Regions from separate parts of the Mus musculus genome. Here region 2 is linked to region 1. The links are chromatin loops, found by intact Hi-C in ENCODE. Cell type or tissue: heart. All regions are shown on one strand.

Region 1 (8,000 bases):
GGTCTCAAGAACAAAAAGGAGGGCAGGGAGGGGCTGTCAGGACCGCTCAGGGCTTACAGGATCCCAAGATACTTATTTGCCCGGTTTGTGGCACATTCCGGACTTTGGCTTAGAGCCTGTATCCTGGTGAAGCCCACCCGAGGATGTCTAGGACCTCGCAACAGCAGTCCCCAAAACTACAATACCCAACATGCCTGTACAGTGAGGGGCTGGAGTCTTTTGGGGGCGGGTCCTAAAAAATTGAATTTTCCCAATGGGACCAGAGCAGGGGCGTGTCTCAACAGAGAATTGGCTGGGACAGCTTGGCAGGGCGGAGCCAGCCATCTGGCTGGCGCCGCGGGACAGGCGTCTGCAGCAGAGTCCAGGGTACGTTGCTGAACCGGCCTGGGCTCCTGGGCTGCGGCTCCTCCCGTCGGTCTGCCGGTCTCTACTGCATCTACCGGGTCCCGACCAAACTAACACGAAACTGCGCCGGAACGGCGGGCCGGACTGAGAGGTGGGTATGAGGATCTCGGGTCTACTCTAGGAGTCCGGATGAGTCCGGGGAAGGGGGTGTGAAACCTGGATGTCTGGACAGGGATTCTGAAACTCCCAGGTCCGGGAACCCTAGCCAAATCACGAGAACTCCAAAGACACATGGTTGAAGTTCTGAGACCCTGGGGAAAGAGTCTTGAAGAGACTCTATGGACTTGGAAGAGGCTTCTCGATCCCCAGAGACACTAATCTATAGGGAGCTGATACCTCGAGGAATCTTTCCCAGATCCTGACCCATCTCTCGCAGGGCCTTAACAATCCCCAGGACTGAAAACTCTGTAGCATGAAGCCATGAGAATGGTGGCAAGCAGTGGCAGGAATTTCTGAGCAGACAGTCCCGAGTATCACCTAGGTTTGGAACTAACAACACCCTTACCCAACATGAAGAAGCATAGCATGTCCACAATACTTAAGATTGGGCACTGGGGAGGGGTAGTTACCCCAGACAGAGTATCTAGACTAGGAGGTAAAGACTCTAGCAGTGCCTTCCAACTCCAACTAGTGCGCACTGGGACTCCCCCAGACCCATTCACCGGATGGGGTGACTCACACCAAGTGACTGTTGTAGAGAGGGAGTGGATGATTTCGGGATGAATCAATGGAGGTGGGGGGTCCAGAGGCCATTTCAGTCACCACATTAGCAAAACATCCAGGTGTGCTAGACCATGGAACCACAAATTCCAGAGACACTGGGGACTCCAGGAAGGAGTGATTTGGGCTAGAGACTGGCACCAGATTTAGGAATCCATTTTGACGGTCAGTGGTTGAACAAGAAACAAACAGCCTGGAGTCTTGGGCAGCATCTTGGAAGGGGACTTCAGAAGGCAGAAGTCACCAAGATTTGTGTTAGGTTCTTTCTGCCCTTTGAGTCTGAGTTTTTCTGACCCCCTGTGATGAATCTTTGACCATCTCCCATCCTCTCAGTTTGCCTGAAGTCCAGAGGTTGGGTGGGTCAGCTTCCCAAGGCCCTTCCAGTTGGAAAGTGAACTGTGAGTGAATTCTGAGTGTGTGAATGGACAGGGAGAGAGGGACACCTGGCTCCCCAAGGTCAGGTCTGCTGACATCAGGGAGGAAAGGAGTCAAAACTGAAGGCTGGCTCCAAGAACTGCCAGACACAGGTAGCTCCCATACCTGTGGGAATGACAGTCTTAGTAAGAATTGGATATGGGCTCAGCCCACAGCCAGACGCCCAGCTTGTGGAGGTGGGTGGAGGGGCAGGCTCGGTGGCCCCTAGAGGTGAGTGGGTATGGCAGGTAACTAGAGACTGGCGTGTACCCCCTGGTGGTAAGCATGGCTTGGTGGGCCTTGCTGAGTCCTCTTCTCCATCTAGGTACAGGCCCTTCTTGTGTGGGGCTTAGTCAGGATGTCAACTTAGACCACAGGGCAGACTGGCAGCCAAGCTGGTAAGGCTGAAACAGAAACACCTATTCTTGGTTTGGTGAGGTTTTTTTTTTTTTTTTTTCTTCAGCAAAATACCCTGGGGCAGAGGACAGTTCCCAGCCAGGAGCCACATGTCAGGGTAGGACAGGAAAGACATGAACGCTTATGGGCTAAAGAGGGCAACAGAGGCATAAACCCCAGGGGACCGAGATTTCTACAAAATCTTCAGCAACCTAACTCATGTCTGCCTTTTGCAGAATTCTGAGTGCCACCAGGACCTGGCGGGAGCTGACATACTGAAGGAATTAGGGGCCAGCAAGATGGCAGACGAGGCTTTAGCTGGGCTGGATGAAGGAGCCCTCCGAAAACTGGTAATAAGTAGCTCTATTACTGTACTGTGGGGTGGCCAACCCAGGGATGTAGGCCACTTCTTATGTACTTCTCAGTACATAAGGAGGGGGAGGGGTTTGGAGGAGAGGCTCAGGGAACAGCGCCAGGTTGGTTCCATTTGGCTGCTCCAGAGGCTCTTGTGGCATGTTCCTGTCCATGTCAGGTGCTGAGACCTGGTACCTACCCACCCCCAACTGTCATCTCTTGTTTAAACAGTAACTGCTGGGACTCACCCATGGGCTGCTATAGGTGTGGGAAGGCTGGATCTGCCTCTTCCTAGCAGCATGGGCACTGCCCACTCCTGTAGGCCTGCCCAGTGATAATGGGCAGCAATGAGTAACAAACCAGAGAACAACTGCTGGGTGCTGAGCACAGTATCTGACAGGTCACAGATGCAGCACCCGCATACTGCCCCTCTGTGTGGGGAAACCACATACCCAAACGCTCCAGGCTAAAAGCTTTATTAGGGTCCAAACTCCGGGGGTGGGGGGAAGTCTTGGGATACCCAGAGTCATGGGAAAGGCTAGAAGAACCTGTAGAGAGATAGAATGTGGGTCCTAATGGGTTCTGTGATGTCTTGTCTGTCATTTTCTACTTTAAGCTTTGGCTTCTTGTAAAAGAAAAGGGGTGGTGTGGGGGGTGTGATACAAAATATAGGTTGCCAGCGTTAGAAAGGGGTGAATTGGTATGGACCTGACTTTGGGATAGAGACTGGGTTGGTCCACTCCACTCAAGGTCTTCCTCCTCCCATACACAGAGGCAGTGGGCCAACACAGCAGAGCAGTAATATGCGTCCACCAGCAAGGCCCTGCTGTAGGCCGTGGGGAGAGGGGCCACAGCCCCACCAACCAGACCCTGCTCTCTGTCAAGGGCAAAAAATTATATAGACTTTACTTTCCTTACAAGTGACCCATACCACCACCAATCCTTTCCCCTAGAGGCAGAGGCTTGAGCCACTTGGTCTAATTGCCTTGACCTCTCCTATGAGGTTGGCCTGTGTGTCCTGGGGCAAGAACCTTAACCTCATCCTGCACCACTGCCAAGGGCAGCCACTCCAGGCTCTCTGCTGCCAGGAGATGGGATTGGGTCTCCAAAGATGCCCACCGGTCACCTTCGCCGTCCCTCAAGTCAGAGTCTTCATGTTTTCCATAGGAAAAGCCACGCTGAGTGTTCACGCACTCCCATCAGACCCCATTCATGCAAGGTTTGGAAGCTGGGAAACGTGCTGTTAGAGGAGAAACAGAAGCAGTAGTTGCCGGACGTGCTTCCTCCCAGCCCCGGGCCTGGGAGCAAAGGACAAGGGAGACCCAACCCTGTCTCGTCTCCACGGCCCCAGGCCCACTCCAGCCCCGGGCTTCACCGCGCCCGTGCGCGCCATTGCTGTGCCTGGAGCTGTGAGGGTCCCACCCTCCGGCTTCGTGGCAGGAACGGTCCCGGGCCCGGCTCCTCCCCGTGGGGCCCGGCCTTATATGGGAAAGCTGTGCCCAGCTGACTGGGGGAGCCGCAGTTGCTTCCGGTCCCGCTCCCGCACATTCCTGAGGACGGGGTGGTGGGCTGCACGGGACAGGGGCACCTAAGGACAGGCACGCTGCCTGTGCCCCCTGCCACGTGTTTGCACGTCTGCCACCTCCCGTCCGGGTGACCTAGGGAAGCAGCTTAGGTGCTGTGAACCTCCCTTCCTTTGCAGATGGGACGTTAAAGCCGGCGGTGGCGGAGGGTTTCCTGCCTGGCTCCTAGCTGGGACGCCCGGCTGGAGACTGGGTGGGTGGGGCGTGAGTGAGCCCTGTGCTGGTGGCTGCAGCCTGCGGGCTTTTAGCGCCCCCTGGCGAGGCATTTCCCCAATTGCTATCAACACAGGGGGCAGCTCTGGTCTGGGACTGAGGGAGGAACTACAGGAGAATCACTTTTTGTGCAGGAGGGAGAGCCTGAAACTAGGAACGTTGGGTTGAATAGATGCCCCCCAGCAGCCGGAGTAGAAAGCACCCGAGCCTCAGTCCCCTCCCCCTCCATCCTCCCACCGGAGGAGGAAGCACCCTCTTTCCTCCCAGGAGAATTTCACTAGGCAGTTTCGGAAACCATCCCCTTCCCCCTGGCGGACAATAGTTCTTTGTATTTCCTTCCCTCCCTCCCGCAGTCCCCTCCACACACAGTGGGGGTGACCGAGAGGGTGAGGAACTCTAGACACAGTAGAAACACTGTGGTCTGACCTTTGGTGTTTGAGAGGGCGTGGAACACAGGACACAGCAGGGACACTTGTCAGAGCTTTGCCCACAGTCCCAAAAGGAAGGATGCCAGGGAGTGGCCAGCAGAGTGAGGCCCAGCCACCCCCTTCCACTTAGAGAATTCATTAGGAGGATCCAAATTTCCAAATGGAGACACTGAGGTACCCAGGGGTTGTAGAAATGGCCAAGTTCCTATCTTGTATTTTTTTTCCTGGGGGTTGGAAATGAGGACCCATGAGACAAAGTCATTGTATCTCTGGATCTTGACCCTCCGGACCAGTCTGGACCAGCTGTCTCCTCAGGCCACCGATCTCCACATGTTCTGTGAGAAGTGAGCATAGATCTCTTGGTTGTAATAAGGTTTCCTTTGACTTTGACATTTCTAGAGCAGGCTAAAGGGGGCTCTGGTACAGGACCTCAAAGTTCCCCACCATGACAGAGAGCCCTCAACACCACAGCTATCTTGTCTCAGGCAAGCCATAAACAAGACACTCAATTCCCTCTTATCAGATAAAAATGATGTATCAAAGTAATGTATCAAGAGTAGGTCTGGATGGGACCATCAGTTAATTAAGAGCCTTAGCTCCTCTTCCGAAAGTCCCAGCACTTGGTAACTCTGGCTCCAGAGACCTGATGCCCTCTTCTGGCCTCCACAGTCACCCATGTGCACATGGCATCCACTCATACAGATACATGCAAACACATGAATAAAACTAAACCTTGAAGGGAGGACGGTAGAAGCTGGCTGAGATGGTGTGTCCGTCCCTTAACTCCAAGCATTTGGAAGGCAGAGGCAGGCAGGTCTCTGGGTTCTAGGCCAGCATGGTCTACAGAGCAAGTTCCAGAACAGCCTGGGCTACACAGAGAAACCCTGTCTCAAAAAACCAAGCAAGTGGCAAATGGGATTTAGTGCTGGGTCTGACACTTTGGGTCACTCACTAGGGGTCTAGCCCTTCCCACCCTAGGTCTTGACTTCTTCCATGGTGGCTAGGACTAGGCCATAGTCAGTAAAAGGGGAAAGGTAACTCACTGCCAAGCAGGGAGCTAGGCTACTGCCTCAGATTCCCTGTCTCACATCTTTCCCGGCAGGGCCCTGCTACTCTGACTAGGTAGATCACCTAGTCAGACTTCAGCTACCTGAATCACCCTTCTCGTTCCTTGGACTCTTGTCGGTAGCTCAGAGAAGAAGGGTGACTACACTCTTCCTGCTGTGGCTCCCTGGTCTAAAGGGTTAATGAAAGCCCCCGGAGAGCAGATGTCAAGTCCCACAAAGGAGTGCCTGGCTGCTTGGCACCTGGCTTGGGTCGGTGGCTACAGGCTGTGCACTCACAGAAGGGGGCCCTCGGCATCACACTGCACAGTGGGCTTCTCAGGATCTTTGGTGTCATGAGCGAGGTTGCCCCTAAAAACCCTGAGTGGGAGGCAGGCACGTGGAAGGCTTAGGGTAGAGAGACTGGAGACAAGCCATCCATTGTGCCCCTGGCAGAGCTGTGGGCAGTTGGTGCCAGTCCTTTGCCCCTGACAGAATGCCCACCCCTTACTCCCACCTACATTGCAGCTGGAGGTCACTGCAGATCTGGCAGAACGGCGGCGGATCCGCTCAGCCATCCGGGAGCTGCAGCGACAGGAGCTGGAACGAGAAGAGGAGGCTCTGGCGTCCAAACGTTTCCGTGCTGAGCGGCAAGACAACAAGGAGAACTGGCTACAGTGAGTGGCAGAGGGGGCTTGGGTTTTCGAGTGCAGATGTGCCAAGGATCAGCTCATACTGAGGCAGGTGTGTCTGTGAGCCGTGAGCATTGGAATGCACAGGGCTATGTGTGGGTAGGGAGCCAGTACCAGCTGTGGCTGTGCAGAGTGCGTAACTTGTGCCTGTGTCCAAGGATGTGTAGATGGATGGATGGATAGATGGATGCCAGGCATGTGTGGATGGATGCATGCATGCATGCATGCCAGGCATGTGTAGATGCAAGGATGGATGGATAGATGGATGAATGGATGGATGGATGGACGGATGCCAGGCATGCATGGATGGATGGATGGATGGATGGATGGATGGATGGATAGAGATATTGATATATATTGATATTGATGCTTGCTCAGAGGTTCTACATAGATAGCTCCATGTCTCTCTGCCAGTGTTCAGGCCTCAGACCCTGACCCTTTCCTTGAGCCCACATCCTCCAGACCCTGTCATTCAATGGTGGTCACACTCACTATGTCTCTGCAGCTCTCAACAGCGAGAAGCTGAACAGCAGGCCGCCCTCGCACGATTGGCAGGGAGACTGGAGTCCATGAATGATGTCGAGGAGTTGACCACACTGGTAAGGCTCAGGGCAGGCAAGGGATGGGTGAAGACCTACCTGGATTCCGGCATGCAACCCCTGTGGCCCTCCTGTCACCCACAGCTTCGGAGTGCCGGTGAATATGAGGAGCGCAAGCTGATCAGAGCTGCCATCCGCCGAGTGCGAGCTCAGGAGATTAAGGGTAGGTGCCTGCCCTCTGTAGACTCACCCTTGCCCTGCATCTCATATCTCACATCACTTCCTGACACTTGCCTTGCCCTGTCCTTCCAGCTGCCACCTTGGCTGGGAGACTGTGCAGTAGACTTCCCAGTAGTGGCCCCCGAGAGGACAGCAGGAGGCAGGCAGCACACACATTGGACCCTGGTAAGGTAAGGAGTATGGGCGTGAAGGGAGGACCACCCAGTGGCTGATGCCTCCTGATGCCAGTAATTCAGGGCATAGTACCTGTGTGCCTTTGCTCTGCCGTCATTTGACTGGGAGCTGGCCCCTGGCCAGTGTTTGAGGAAACCCCAGGGCTCATTTGTTATACTTAGGCAATTCCAGCTGTATGCCTTCCACTTCAGACCTTCAACTCTGGTTTTTCTCTCAAAGCTAGCCTTCAAGTTGTTGTTCCTTTGCCCATGCTATTCTCATGTTTACACTGGCGTCTCTTACCTCCACCCCTACCCCTACCCCTACCCGTACCCCTACCCCTACCCCCACCCCCCAGCCTGTGCTCAGCAGTCAGAAGGATCATCTCCTGGAAATGCAAATCTAGTCCTGGTACCGCCCTTGCTTAAACATATCCCATGCTGTCCTTACCTTCCAGACAGCTGCCATCCTTACCTTGGCTCTCCAGGGAGTGCCTGTCAGGCCCCTCTAAGTAGTGTTCAGTGTCCTCTCTATTCTTCAGATAGCATGAGACTTTAAGAACATACCATTTCCACGGATGGCCAGCAGAGTACGCTATCTGCCTAGTTCTGCACAACTGTACTGTCTGATTAGCTAGATTGAAGCTAGAGTTCCGGGTTGGAGGGTCCTTTAGGAATGGGAGTCCCCAGCAAATTTCCTGTTATGGCCAATCACTGGCATTAGACTCTGGTCCTTGTTAAACCACCTTTGGCACTGACCAGCCTTCCTTATGCAGGTGTGCCCGCGGGAAGCCATGCCCAGCCCCTCTGCTTTGCATGGC
Region 2 (8,000 bases), 110 kb before region 1:
TTTTTCTCTAAGAATGAACTTCCCATCAAGTCATAATGACAAAAACAACAACAACAAAAAAAACAAAAAAAAAAACAAAAAAAAAACTTAACAATGGCCCACACCAGAAATCCCAGCACTTAAGAGGTTGAGGGTATGAGGTTCAAAGCCAGCCTGGGCTACAGTTAAGCTCTGACTAAAAGAAAAACACCCTCATTGTGGTGTTGTACAGTTAGTGTTTTCTTCAAGTAAAACAAGACACATTCATAGTAGAAATATTTCAAAATTCAAATTTGTGGTCCAGGTAAGAAATTCCAAAATTTCCAAAATGATATGCCAATCCTTCTATGTTGAAGCAAGCACTAATTTCAATTCAACATGGATAAAATTCACAGAAAATTTTCCAACATCACTTTATTCAAGTAACTCAGTTTACTTCCTTGCTTTGGCAATGTTCATAAACTGTTAATAATGTGTACAATAACAAAGGGAGAAATTATACTTAGAAGTTTAATAAAATAAACCAAAATAATAAATCAGGAAGTTAAATTCTCTGCCTTACAGACAGAAAAACAAAACCTTCAAAGTAATGGTCAATAGTAGGTTAAAATTAAGCACTGTAGCCAAATGCTTCATACTGTCTTAAATCTGGATACCTTTAACTTGCCTCTCCAGCTGCCTCTCTGTAAGCCTTTAATTTCTTTGAGCCTCGGGTTTCTCAAATGCAAGACAAGAATAATTCTAAACCTATAGATTTGTCTTAGAAATTACTTTATATTTAAAACAGTAAGTAGTGGAAGCAATGAATTGCTGATATTACTGTTATTGCACAAAGTCTATAGTGATGCTGGAACAAGACAGATTTTTGAAGGCCAGTTCAGGGTCATCCAAGTTTCAGTATATTTATAATTCCAAATTTGCTCTGCCAGGTCAAAATTCAAATCTGACCCCTTTATAGAACACACGCAGCCATGAACATTTAAGTCTCTTCATCTGCTTATTCTTAATATGTAGCTCAAATATAAAGAATATCGAAAGTGTGGCCAAAGGCTGTGCTAGCATCTTTGATCAGTGACCTAGGTTCCAGATTCATAATCTGTATCCAAGGTAATCTCTGTGGTACCATCTCTCTCTGTGATCTACCTCAATTAAAAGAAAGGAAGGAAGAAACAAACAAACCAAAAACCTTCCTAAATAATGCAAAATTAAACCTCTTGGCATTGAACAAATCACTGCTCAGAAAAATTTACTATTCAAAAGTTTTTTTTAAGTATCATGGAATCACAAAAGACTAGAAAATTACTGTACTATTATGAGATACCTGAAGTCTATGGTCTCTACTCTGCAGATGTTTTTTCTAACTGGACCATTTATTCATCTAGGTTTTCTTTACCTCCTTATCCAAATACTCTAATACTTACCTTGAACCCAAAAGTAACAGGTGAACTGAAAGATTAGACTCCGACAAGATAACTTAATGAAGGGCTTGGTAGCATACACCTATAATCCCAGCATTTAGGAGGTGAATGGAAAGATTAGATTTTGGCAAGATAACCTAATGAAGGGCTTGGTGGCACACACCTATAATTCTAGCACTTAGGAGGCAGAGGCAGGCAGATCTCTGAGTTCCAGACTAGCCTGGTCTGGTTCAGGCCTGGCTGGGCTAGGTAGAAAGACCCTGTTTCCAAACTAATTAACTAAACAAATACACAAACCCTAAAATATTCCATACCAAATGGTAATGATGTTAATCTCTTCACTTACTCAAGACCATGAACACAGCATCCTTCTGTGATTTCACATACTTTGGAAAAAGACTACCTAAATCAAGGCCTTTAAAGAAACTTCCACTCTTCCTTAGCATATATAAACTACATTGGATTTACAGCCAATTTGCCAAAATGACAAAACCAATTGTTTGCTGAAAATTAACAAATGCTTTCTTCTTCCAAGTTGGTCATTTTTGTCATCATCATCTTGTGGTTGTTGCTGTTGTTAGAAACACTTGTTATAAACCCAATTGTCTAGGATGTTACTAAAGATGTGCAACAGTTGATACTAGATGGTCCAAATTTTGATGATCCAAAGAGCAGTTTTGCTGGATTCCTATTAAACACTTGGATGAAACAACTCAATATGATATAAAGTTTGTATTTTGAAATTTTTGATCCAGTAAGTGAAATCATTTTCTTCTAGATTACCAACAAATAATTCACTGATCTCAGTTCTTCAATACAGAGCTCAAGACATCCAGTGATACATCTTACTCCAATGACACAAGCCAAAGAATAAAAAAGCAAAATTTTCTGGAGAAAGGATTTCCATATTAACATCAAGGAGGAGTTACTGGTTACCTCAGTGGCACCTAACAAGATACTTACGAATTTGTGTGGAGATATTCAAAGGTTAGTTGAGCTCGGTTGAGACTGCTGTAATTGGTGAAGGCCATGACAGCAATGAGTCTTCAGTCTTTGCCGGTTAACAGGAAAGTACATATAGTGAAATCGATTTCCCCAGGATTCTGATCAGTAAAGGGTAAATTTGTGCTTCTTAGTGACACATAAAAAAAAAATTTCCCTAGTATCTATTCAAAATACAGGCAGATATTTAAAACTGCGAGTGATTTAAGTATTTCAATGACTCTGATGTAATACTTTGGAAAGAACTATATTCGAAACCTACTGTCCTTAAGTGCTCCGGGGGGTCAAGCTTTCTTCACACAATTCCGACGCACATCAAAAGTGAACGGTTCTGAATGGTCTTCAAACTTGGAGGTTTACAGCTTCAACTTCACGTTCAAGTCCTTTTCTGTTCTCCTAAATTCAGGAAATTGACCTACTTCTGACGGTTCACCTACTTCATTACCACCGAAGACTTTGTCACCACCGAAGACACCAGGCTCCTCAAAAGAGTGCTCTACTGGACAGTGCAGTGGAGTGGAGGCTACTTCTGGCTTCACCGCTTTCCAACAGAAAGGTCCTTGGTGCTGACTGACAGATTTCTTTTCCCAAACCCCGCCCAAACACAGCTTGCTATTATGCCACAATCACCACAGGTTGTGGGTGAAATTACTCACAGTGGCCCACAGAAACACCTCACAACCTACCCTCCCGAATCACCTCAGGTGCGCCCTTCCCCCACACCCTTCAGAAGATGGCCTCGGGCCCTCGGGCCTTCCCAGGCCTGGGTCCTGTGGCCACCTCCTCGCTACCGACAGACAGGAGTTAGTCCCAGAGCCTGGGAGAACAGAGGAAAGTGGCGAGTGCACCACCAGATCCGATCGGGCGTTGCCTGCAGCTCGCAGATGCCTTTGTCCCTCCCCGTGGAATTGGAACTCAACCACCGCAGCGCGCTCTTGGAACCATGTGCTGCCTCCGCTGCCGCTGCCGCCGCCGCCGCCGCCGCCCGCCCGCGCCGCGACACGACACGACACGCCGCGCCTCAACAGACGATGACAGGCTGGGCGTCACGAGATTCAGCGTTCAGTACGGCTTTGCGGCCGGTGCTGCCCGCGCCACCGCTACCTCAGCCACCGCTTTGTCTCCGTAAGCGCACGCAGCGCGAATCACCTCGCTCACTCCCGACGGCCCGGCCGCCGAGGCCTCCAGCGCACCTTCGGCCAATCACAGAGCTCGAAGTCTTCCCGCCCCCGCCCTGAGACTCCACCTTCTGATTGGCGAGCGACGTCGGTCCACGTGACCGGATCTTGTTTGGCCGGTCCGCCCCCATCACGTGAGGGCGCGCGCCTCTCTTCCTGCTTTCCTGACCCCTCTCGGCCATTTAAAGGAACAGTACCGGGGGCGGGCCGAGAGACGCAGCCGGGACGGTAGCTGCAGAGCAGAGCGGAGGAGCCATCTTGTCTTGTCGCCGGGGAGTCAGGCCCCTAACTCGAAGAAGCCCTGGCGCGCCCTCCCCCCCTCCCCGGTCTGGTAGGGCGAAGGAGCGGGCGTGCGGTCGATCGAGCGATCGGTTGGCGGCTCTTTCTCCTGCTCTGGCATCCAGCTCTTGGGGCGCAGGCCCGGCCGCCGCGGCGCGCGCCCGGTGGCCGTTGGCGCTCGCGCCGCGTCTTTCTTCTCGTACGCAGAACTCGGGCGGCGGCCTATGCTTTTGCGATCCGACGAGGGGTCGTCCGGGTGGTTGGCGGCGGCGGGCAACTCCGCCCCGCTCCCGGGGAGGCGGCGGGGGAAGCTGGGGTGGCCGGGGCTGGCCTGGAGGCCTGGCGCCACCCCTCGGGGCCTGCTAGGACCCAGTTGGAGGGTCAAGAGGGAGCTGGAGGATGGTTGGTGGTGGGCTTCCTCCTTTGCCTTTTCCTACTTATGCCACCTTAGTGGGGAGCGAGAGCGCTGGCGGCAGCTCCGGGGTGGGGATTCGAGCTCCGGAGTCGGAAGATCTGGGTTTGCTTCCGGGCCTAGCCACTCGCTGGCCGAGTGACCTTAGGCAAGTCACTCTGTAATCTGTCTGCGCCTCAGTTTCCTCCTCTGCCTATCAGTGTGTGTATGGAATTGGAAGCTCTCTTCAAAAGTGTCGGTTTACAGAAAGATGATTATTGTTTTTTTTTCCTTTGAGTTGCAAGAAGTCATAACAATTGCTCATTCCCTGAAATTAAATTCGGGAACCTTTTATTGGAGTTGGAGATGGGAAGGTTCCCTGAACTTCTTCTGTACAGAAACACGTGGGAAAGTGTTTTCTAGGGGGATGAGTAGATCCTTCAGTAGCGAGTTTTCAAAGGGGGCTATGACCCAGAAGAGTTTAGAACAGTTTTTGCCACCGGGAGGAAACTGAGGCCTACATGTCATCTGGGACCCTTCACAACCAATATGAAGCCCCCATTTGAGTCCCTGGTATATGTGAGCTGCTTCTTACTGCATAATGGCTGTTTCAGGTACCATCACTTCACTGCTTGGCTTTTAGTCAAAGCCCTTTCCTTTCACCATAGGGTGCCTGAAGGGTGGCTGATGCCTATGGTACAATGGCACCCACTAGAAAGCAGCTACAATTAGGAGTGAATGTGTCCTCGAGTAACAAGAAGTGTAATCTCTGGCCCAGCGATTGTTTTCTGCTGCTCGTACTGGTGCCTGACTACTTTTCTCTCGTTAACTATTTTTTTACAACCATGATTGACACCCATTATTTGCTCCTATTTTATATCCCTGGTTTTCGTGGTTGATAGTGAACAGGATTATTTTTAAATGGTGCTGCCAAAACCAGTTAATAGTGCACATGGATTTTTAGCAAGAGGGCTACTTGGAACAGACTGAACCAGGCGTTGGATTCCTGAAAATGTTTGGGGTTTTTTTTTTTTTTTTTTTTTTTTTTTTTTTGGGGGGGTTTTTTGTTTTGTTTTTTAAATTGAAGGCTAAAGTTTTTGAAAAAACTTTGTTGGACTCTGGCTGGGACACAAAATCAGATATTTGGAATCATTTTGAAGCTTAACTTTTTCCTAACCAGCCTTGTATTCTAATTGCTTGCAAATGTGAGACTGAATGGCCAAAATGCCGTTTGTTTGTTTGTTTATTGTCAGCTGCTTTTATCAAATTCCAGGCCATTATCCAGCAAACACTATTAAAATGTTTGAACAGTTGGGTTTCAAACATTTTTGTTTTGTGGAGTGGTGCTTATTAAGTGGTACAGCTCTCTAAGCAAGTGAACACAAACATATTTAAGTGTATTTTGTATGATTAGATGTTACCAATTCTGATATTTTATTCAAATGTCTAAAAAAATAAGTTGACTTATTCCCTTTACCAAAGGGCCAGAGACAAATGGTTTCCTTTCAAGAGAAATGACTGTTTTGAAGAAAAACTCTGTTGGTCTTAGCTCTTTTGTAATTAAATCTGGATGTACCTCAAAAGACTCTTTAAGACTGTGGTGTTAAAAGGCTTTCCTCTGGAGAAGGAGAAAAAATAAAATCAACTGGAACTTAAAAGCTTGAAATTCCATGACAAAACACAGATGTCCAGGATTGGAGGTTCATAAAGTACATGCAGTAGTTGGAGTGGATTCCATTTTCAGTGTAGCTGCCACCATGGACTCCAGGCTCCCAGATTTTCAAGAACTGGACCTGTGACCCAGAAGAGCTTGTCAAGATATGACAGGAACTCTGGAGGTGGACGTTTTGTATTCAATTTTGGAACTGTTGATCTTGCCGTGAGAAAAGAGAGACACGACTCACCAAGCACTGCCACCAGCACTGTCACTGGGAACTTGAAGATCCAAGTTTCTGTCCAGAACCTCAGTGCAAACTGACAACACTCCATCCAAAGTGAACTACGGTACTTGCCATTTTCCAAAATGCCTTTTCATTTCTGCACTTTTGCTATTCATACTCTCTACCCTGGAAATGCACTTCTGTGATTCTTCACCTGGCAGATCTCTGCAATTTCATAAAACTAAGATGCTCTCTAACCCTGTAACTCTCTTAATATTAAAAAGAACATCTTTAGGATAACTTTAATCTCTTATATGCAGAGTCTGGTTCATCACATGCATTTGGTTATTTGTTTGTTTGTTTTCCATATAGCAAACACTGAAAGAGTCTTGGTTTTATGTATCTTTGCCCAAAAATACCATCATTTCTAGTGAAGCCTTTTGAAAAGCAGGGACCCTTAATCCTCAGTGTATGTATAATTGCTACATTATAATTAACATTACTCTAGATATATGAGTTGATTAGATTTCATGTTTTCTTAATCCTAGATTTAAAAAAAAAAAAAAAAAACTAGGAAACCGTATGACCTAAAAAGAAACTGAATCAAATTGTTATAGTTGAGAATGGGGACCAACCAAGGCAATATACTGTCTTGCTCAAAATAGAACTTGTTAATGTAAAAGTTAGGGCAGTGTTTAAAGGACAAGAGCATTAAGATGGCACCAGGAAAGTTAAAGGAAAAATTAATATATTACCTAGATATCATTTTTTTGTGTGTGTGCCAATTGTGAAAACTTTTCCTCCCTACCAACTATAATGTCCAACCTAATAGTTGTAGGACTAGAAACCCCCATTATGATATATATATATGAGCACACATTAATGCCCCGGTGTAGCACTCTTAAGGCATTTTCTATTTGTTGCATCCCTGAGACAGTTAACTTTGCCAGGGAACTTTTTGCATTTGTTCATCCAGCTTTTACTCTTTTGCAAATCCTCTCTTTTAGCAATTTCTCTTATCACCATCTAAGCCAGGCTTGTGAATACCTATCACACAGTAGATATGCTGACAGCAGACCCCCATCCCAGTGTTAGACTCCTCTGTTTATAATTCCATGTGTTTGTTACCTTACCTGTTTTTTCCCTGCCCCTTCTAGTCCCGTGCCTCCTGATTGCTGAATGTTCACCTGGACCTGCCAATGACCTTCCTTCTGCTACTCCATCAGCCTACAGACCTGGTACTTGGATTTTTGTCCATGGTGATTCCTTCCACCTTACTACTGAAGAAGACACCATTCCAGTGGACCACTGTGACCCAAGAAGCATTCAGCCATCATGATGTGGCCTTTACCTCCACTCCTGTCCTACTCTGCCCAGATTCAGCACAGCCCTTTATAGTGCAGTCAAGAGTCTTCAAGCCAAATAACTGAAGCTATTTTATCACAACAAAGGCCAGGTTTATTCCATAAATGTACAGTTCATTTCTGCAGTTTATTCTTCAGAGACACATAGTAAATTTGGACCAGGGGATTTTGTTTTGTTTATATTGTCAACACTGTCTGAAGAAAGGCATCTCTGAGAACAGCATTGGACCCTACTCCACAATCTCAAATGATTGAAGTTTCATAAACTGCCTAGGATCCTGTCAAGGCCACTGGACTCTTGTTCTTTTCCTACTTCAAAATCTGTAGCTGTCTACTAAATGACAAAGCAGATATTCTGACCCATTGGGATCAAAACCAAGGCATTTTGAATTCCTCATAGTATCATCTTCGGGTTACTCAGGAACCAAAACTTTTCACACCAATTTAAGAAATTCTACTGAGGAATCCCTTTACCTAACCATCTCACAAGGCTTCAACCAGATTCCTGA

What was found. Hi-C counts contacts between places; a loop is a spot of excess contacts. Peaks named below come from ENCODE experiments on the same cell type or tissue, not always from the same donor. Only the 100,000 strongest peaks of a DNase experiment are listed, where the experiment ranks them.
Region 2: a loop joins it to region 1, with 3.0 times the contacts of the local background. A loop is called at or near these places in 17 of 42 quality-filtered maps.

The regions. Positions count from the first base shown.
Region 1 is chr11:3,531,608-3,539,607 of GRCm38, reverse strand. Smtn (smoothelin) reads left to right here and starts at 316. Exons shown (of 20, transcript NM_001284427.1): 1 at 316-496; 2 at 2,172-2,285; 3 at 6,085-6,233; 4 at 6,754-6,847; 5 at 6,932-7,010; 6 at 7,100-7,197. The coding sequence starts at 2,235. Gm11946 (a long non-coding RNA gene) reads right to left here and starts at 6,830. Exons shown (of 6, transcript XR_001780145.2): 1 at 6,741-6,830; 2 at 2,998-6,156; 3 at 1-2,837. In heart, CTCF peaks have their summits at 417, 4,141, 5,167 (motif pointing left), 7,766 and 1 weaker place; DNase peaks (open chromatin) are centred at 287, 2,467, 3,767, 4,037 and 6 weaker places; H3K4me3 peaks cover 4,693 bases; H3K27ac peaks cover 4,420 bases.
Region 2 is chr11:3,644,808-3,652,807 of GRCm38, reverse strand. Morc2a (microrchidia 2A) reads right to left here and starts at 3,371. Exons shown (of 27, transcript NM_001159288.2): 1 at 2,662-3,371; 2 at 2,361-2,500. The coding sequence starts at 2,428. It overlaps Tug1 (taurine upregulated gene 1), which reads left to right and starts at 3,994. Exons shown (of 4, transcript NR_002321.2): 1 at 3,994-4,055; 2 at 5,730-6,251; 3 at 7,285-8,000. In heart, a CTCF peak has its summit at 3,752; a DNase peak (open chromatin) is centred at 3,697; H3K4me3 peaks cover 3,397 bases; H3K27ac peaks cover 2,192 bases.